Regions from separate parts of the Mus musculus genome. Here region 2 is linked to region 1. The links are chromatin loops, found by intact Hi-C in ENCODE. Cell type or tissue: left cerebral cortex. All regions are shown on one strand. Each heading gives the region's core, and the rest is flanking DNA. Links, peaks and the distances in the headings are about the cores only. Region 1 overlaps Arhgap10 (Rho GTPase activating protein 10). Region 2 overlaps Arhgap10 (Rho GTPase activating protein 10).

Evidence for each region. Hi-C counts contacts between places; a loop is a spot of excess contacts. Peaks named below come from ENCODE experiments on the same cell type or tissue, not always from the same donor. Only the 100,000 strongest peaks of a DNase experiment are listed, where the experiment ranks them.
Region 2: a loop joins it to region 1, with 2.4 times the contacts of the local background. A loop is called at or near these places in 5 of 42 quality-filtered maps.

The regions. Positions count from the first base shown.
Region 1 is chr8:77,422,608-77,425,410 of GRCm38, reverse strand. The region is part of intron 5 of Arhgap10 (Rho GTPase activating protein 10); the gene reads left to right. Among named protein-coding and RNA genes, the nearest start is that of 0610038B21Rik, 93 kb to the left of the region's middle. In left cerebral cortex, for the core only: no CTCF peak of the experiment used is centred there; a DNase peak (open chromatin) is centred at 1,355.
Region 2 is chr8:77,489,356-77,492,158 of GRCm38, reverse strand. The region is part of intron 1 of Arhgap10 (Rho GTPase activating protein 10); the gene reads left to right. Among named protein-coding and RNA genes, the nearest start is that of 0610038B21Rik, 26 kb to the left of the region's middle. In left cerebral cortex, for the core only: no CTCF peak of the experiment used is centred there; DNase peaks (open chromatin) are centred at 654 and 1,614; H3K27ac peaks cover 1,379 bases.

The DNA.
Region 1 (2,803 bases), core at 138-2,637:
TCCTTCTCCTTCTTCTCTCCTCCTCCTCCTCCTCCTTCTTCTTTTCCTTCTTCTCTCCTCCTCCTCCTCCTCAGTATGCAAGCAGAAAGGAATTTATATCTTATCTCAGCTTCCCCAGGTTTTTCTAAATTTTTTTGACTTTTTTCCTCCCTTTCCTAGGCTTGACTAATAACAGTTATTTATAATAGGCTTTTAAAAGATCTCTTTTACTTTTTAAAAATTACATATATATATATGTATATATGGGGGAATCTGTACATATGAATGCCAGTGTATGTGTACATGTGTACACATGACTGCCAGTGCCCACAGAGGCCAGAAGAGTGGTGAATCCTCTGGAGCTGGAGTTCCTGTTGGTGTGACCCGCCTGGCCAGGAGTGCTGGGAGCACGACTTACATAAGATCAGCATGCACTTCTTTTTTCTGAAGAAATAGTTCTTTATCGTTGAGAACACACACACACTCACACACCACACAAACATGAAGTATGATCATATGATCATATATACACTCTCCATTTCCCTTCAGCTACTGAAGACCTCAATACCTCAATAGTCAATACTGAGTGTCTTATACCTTAAACACTCAGCCACCTCTTTAGCCTAGAACCGAAGTTTTATTAGCAATAATGTGATGTGCCATATAGGATTATGACTTCCCAACAAAAGCATAAAACTGCTTTCTGTCCGTTTGCTTGTTCTTAAACACAAACGAACCTGGGCATAATGTTCTACAGTGTATGTATTTGTTGACATAGCACCCAGAGGATAATAGTAGGAAATCAAGCTTGTATGCTTTTCTGACAGACTCCACGAGGGCACACGTTGTTGTTTGACATCTACAAGTGATATTTCCTTTTGTGTTTATTATACCTTTGATGTTTGGATGATATTTCATAGTTTATAAAGAGAAGATAGCTTTTGTATTGATTATGCCTCACTACAGTGCTTGAGGTGTGGGGCTCTGCCCTGTCCTTGCTGCAGTCACTGTAGGAAGCCATGCGTGGCTCTACCTGATGCTCCAGGCTGTTGCCTCAGCCTGTGGCATTCTCTGCAGGAAGCCCTGCAGCGGTCATGCCACCACCTCCACCCCAGACTCTGCAGGAAGCCCTGCAGTGCATGACCCCCCCCCTCCCCCCCATGACCCCCCCCCCCCCCAGTCTGTTCGGCAAGGGCAGCTGTTGACTTTTTGGTCTACTGCTGTTTTCGCCCCTCTTCTCCATTATCTGCATTCTCACTTTCAATTACTTCAGAGAGGATTTTTATGCCTCAAACTAATTTCCACCTCCACATCACTTTAATTAGACATCTTGTTCTAAACGTTTCTCGTGTATAATGCAGGAGGCAGCCTCGGCCCCCACACTCCACCTCCTTCCACCAGCACGTGGCCCCTTCTCATTCCTCTTTGAAAGCCCTGGAGATGGTGACTTCAGAAGCCATAGGGCCATGCAATGTACACCTGCCCAGGACCTCATGTGTCATGCACTTGCACACCTGCTCAGGACCCTGTGTGCCATGCACTGCACACCTGCCCAGGACTCTTTGTGCCATGCATTGCACACCTGCTCAGAGTAAGCCCGTTTCTTTCTGGGGCTTGCACCCTTTACCACAGAGGCATACCCTGACCCCTGCCTACTATGTCTTAACTCAGATCCACATGTGTGTCTCCTTCAGATACTGGCTCAAATAGCTTCTACTCAGGTCATGTGTGTTATGGTAATAATTAATTTCAATCGGGGTTTCTACCCTACTTTTGATCACTAGGTTCCCAGATAAAAGGCACTCAACCTTTATATTTATCATAAACCTTTAAAGCACCAGAGCTGGGCAGATACTACCCAGAATCTATGCTGTTTATTATGACTACGTCCCTGCCAGTAACCCTGCGATATGATTTGCCATGGCTGGCTGGGCAGCTCTTACTCTGATTGGTCAGTTCTCATGATCCCTTATCCCACAGTATCTTCTCTCCCCTGTGGTCCTCTCCTCAGACCCCCAACCCCCGGAACCCACCTCTCCTGCCCAGCAGCTAAAGGAGCAAGGTTTCCTAGCAGCACCTGGATGCCATAAGGGTCTCCTCGTCCCTGGGGCAGCCAGGGCCAGTATTTAGCATTACAATGCATAACAGATCAGAGCTCCTTCCAGCTCTCTGTCCACACGGCCTCCTCTTCTGGCTTATTGTTCTTACGCTTCCTAGGTAGTGTTGCATGGCTCCCTTCAGTGACCGTATGCCCTCTGAAGGCTACAGTTCAGAGTCCTCTATCCATTCTGCCTAGAATAGTGCTGTCAGAGCGAGAACCACAAACAGGATGTGTGCACAGTGAGGTATGGCTTTGGCAGTGTCATCAGTCTCAGAGATGAGTAAACTGCAAGTCCTGAGCTTGAAGAGGCGCTGAAGACGGCACTTCCAGTTTCATTTCTGTTTTGCTCTCTCTACTCTTCACAGTCGTACAGATGCCCACTTGAAAACAGCTCTCTTGTTCATCATGTAGACCCTAAAGAGCGCAGAGACTTGTAAGCCATTCTGCCCTCTTGTTGATACGAGGAGAGTAGGGCTGTTGCAGCAGCGTGCCTGGTGTTGATACGAGGAGAGTAGGGCTGTTGCAGCAGCGTGCCTGGTGTTGATACGAGGAGAGTAGGGCTGTTGCAGCATGCCTGGTGTTGGTCATTTTTGTATCTCTCCTCGAAGCTGCTGCTCCCGCCTTGTGGGTCTCAGACACAAGGACCTTCACCTCCACCCACCACCCACGTTCCTGAGTTCTAGACAGCCTCTGTACTACAACACATACTGGCTCTGGGAGAAG
Region 2 (2,803 bases), core at 143-2,642, 67 kb before region 1:
CTCAAACTATTTAATGAGAGCAAGGTGGGCACATGGGACCTAGTCATTAAAAAAAAAAAAGGTAGGGTTCGTTGAAAACATTGAAAAGAGTGAATCTGGGGATTAATATCACAGAAGAGCCCTGCAGCTGCAGATGGCTGAACCCGCCCCAAGGCTTGCCAGCCACCCCGTGGCAGTGGACGACTCTATGATGAACAGGTATGTGGTGGAGAGCTGGGGGGGAATGAGAGTGGAGCAGCGTGTGGGCTCTGAAGAGAGGAGGAGCTGAACACTCACCAGAGGCCATGCTGAGGTCCTGCTGCTGTCGGGGGCCGGGGGTGAGGGCATGTCTGAGTCCATGGCCCATGTTACCACCAGAGGCCATGTTGACTCCCTGGTCCTGGCCTCCTAGGCCGTGCCGTTTTGATGTTGCAGGGCTGTGCATAGCTGGTCCTACCCCTGGACTGGGCAGTGTGGGAGAGCTGGCCCTGGTAATGTGGCCACGGGAGCTCTGGCCATACCCCTTGCCTGCTGCGGCATTGGGTGAGCTAGCTGGGACAGTGCTGGAGAGCTCACCCTGGTGGGGTGGGTTCAGTATCTAACCCATCTATGAACTGCTAGAGTGTGATAAAGGCGGAGGCCTTCCAGATCCAAAGCTGCAGGGCCTCCATGACACAGGGCATCAACAGGAGATCTGAGAGGAGTCCTGGTGAGGATGCAGTACTGGTAGTGTAGCAGGAGCCAGAGGCCTCGAACCAGACCAGTGACTCATTGTGGTGACGATGTGTGGACAGAAGGGTGCACCTTGGAGTAAATGTACTGGGACCCACTGCAGCTTCCACAGCAAGGTGTTTTTTTTTTTTTTTTTAATCTTTGTTTATTTAATTTTTTTTTTAAGATTTATTTATTTTATGTATATGAGTACACTGTAGCTGTCTTCAAACACACCAGAAGGGGGCATCAGATCCCATTACCAGTGGTTATGAGCCATCATGTGGTTGCTGGGAATTGAACTGAGGACCTCTGGAAGAGCAGTCAGTGCACTTAACCGCTGAGCCATCTCTCTAGCCCCTTAGTTTTTATTTTTATTTCTTCTTTTCTTTTGAGGGAAGTGGGTGCAGAGGTGGATGGTAGATATGGAGGGATGGGGAGATGAGTGAGACAGGCGTGCATGATGTGACACTCCCAAAGAGTCCATAAAAAGTTCAGATAATCACAGAAGAGCCTGTGCTTTGTGGATGAGGCCGTGAGTTTGGTTCCTAGCACCACACACCTAAGAATAAAGAGCATGTGTGTTGCTGTGGGCTCTTGTGACCTTGCTTTCATGGGTGATTATAGATGTGGAAAAGGCCACCCCTCCCAAGTACTTAACGGAGTTTCATCATAATTTCCCCGAGTTCATTACAAGGTTGAATTTTTCTCTGTCCTGTATGTTCATCACTTGGGAAGAGAAGTATTTCTTCATGCAAACAGCTTTTGGCTAGGGTTGGCCTGTTCTGTGTAGTGAGGAGGCTATTGGAAGGCTTCCTGTTGTAAGATTCCAGCTGCCCAGGCCTGGCTTGGGAAATCATGCTTAATAAGTCTTAAAGTCTCTTCTAGGAAGCAGCTCGGATCCCTGTGTGGGCTTCAGTGTTGCATTCTGAGTTATGACGATGCAAACTGTCAGAGCAGTGGCTTCTGGTATGTGGTTTCCAGGGTTACTGTGTGATCTTCCAAGTAAGGGTTTAAAAACAGTCATCTGTTTTTCCTGGGAGAAGTTTAAAAGTGTCTATTAAAAATCATGTGATCTGAGTACTAAAAGCCTTAACTCAAAGCAGGATGATACAGGATCCCTGCCCCTGCCGGGTGATGAGGAGAGGGGCCTGGTCTCAGTTCTCTACTTCTGATCTCAAAATGTGAGCCAGTGCCTGGTAGGCTGGTAGGCAGGTGTAGGCAGGCGTAGGGTGGAGCTGGCTAAGCCCCTTGGTAGAATGGCTTGCTTTATGCATTGGATGGTCCTGGGTCAGCACAGGCTGGAATGTGAATCACCTGGGAGTGTGGGCCTGAGAACCCCACTGTCTGCTGACTCCCAGCTCAGTATGTTTGCAATGTGAGCTTGGGTAAGATCCTGGCCTCTCTGTGCCCCAGTTTCCCTCAGCTGTCAGATGAGGGGAGTATTCAAAGGTGGTTGTGGTAATGAGATGAGGTACTGTCTCTAAGGCACTTATGACAGAACCTGATAAGAACTTAGTCTTACATTGGTACACCTGTTCTTACAACTTTGATATAAATTATTTGGTCTGACCAATTTGGTAGTCTATTCCTGTTCTCCATTCCTGACCTCATTTGTCCTGGGTTCTAGCTGCAATTTTAAGTTCACCAGGCGAGGTAAGCGAGGACTCTTGGTGAAATCAGAATTCCTTGCCTTCAGAGCCAGTGTCATTTGACAGCTGTGGCTTGCTGAAGGAATGAATGTGTGTGAAGAGCCCTTGGCCTGGGTTCGTGTCTGCTTTAGTGCTTTGAGACCACAGCCTTCGGAAACATTCAGAGTTAGTTACTTTTAACCTTCATGTCCTCCAGGTTTGTTTGTGTTGTAGCATGAGAGCACCTAGAAGTTACAGAGCTTTTTTGGGTGGGTAAACTCGCATAATGCCTTTTTAGCAGTCACTTGTGTGTGTGTGTGTGTTTGTGTGTGTGTGTGTTCTCCTCAGGCTTGCACAAAAAGGCAGAGGCGATAGCATTTGTTATTTACAAAGTTCCTCAATGGCACTTACTTGGTGGTTTTCATGCCCCATAATAGGTTACCACAGTTCTTTCCTCCTTGATAAGGGAGGTGCATGCCTCA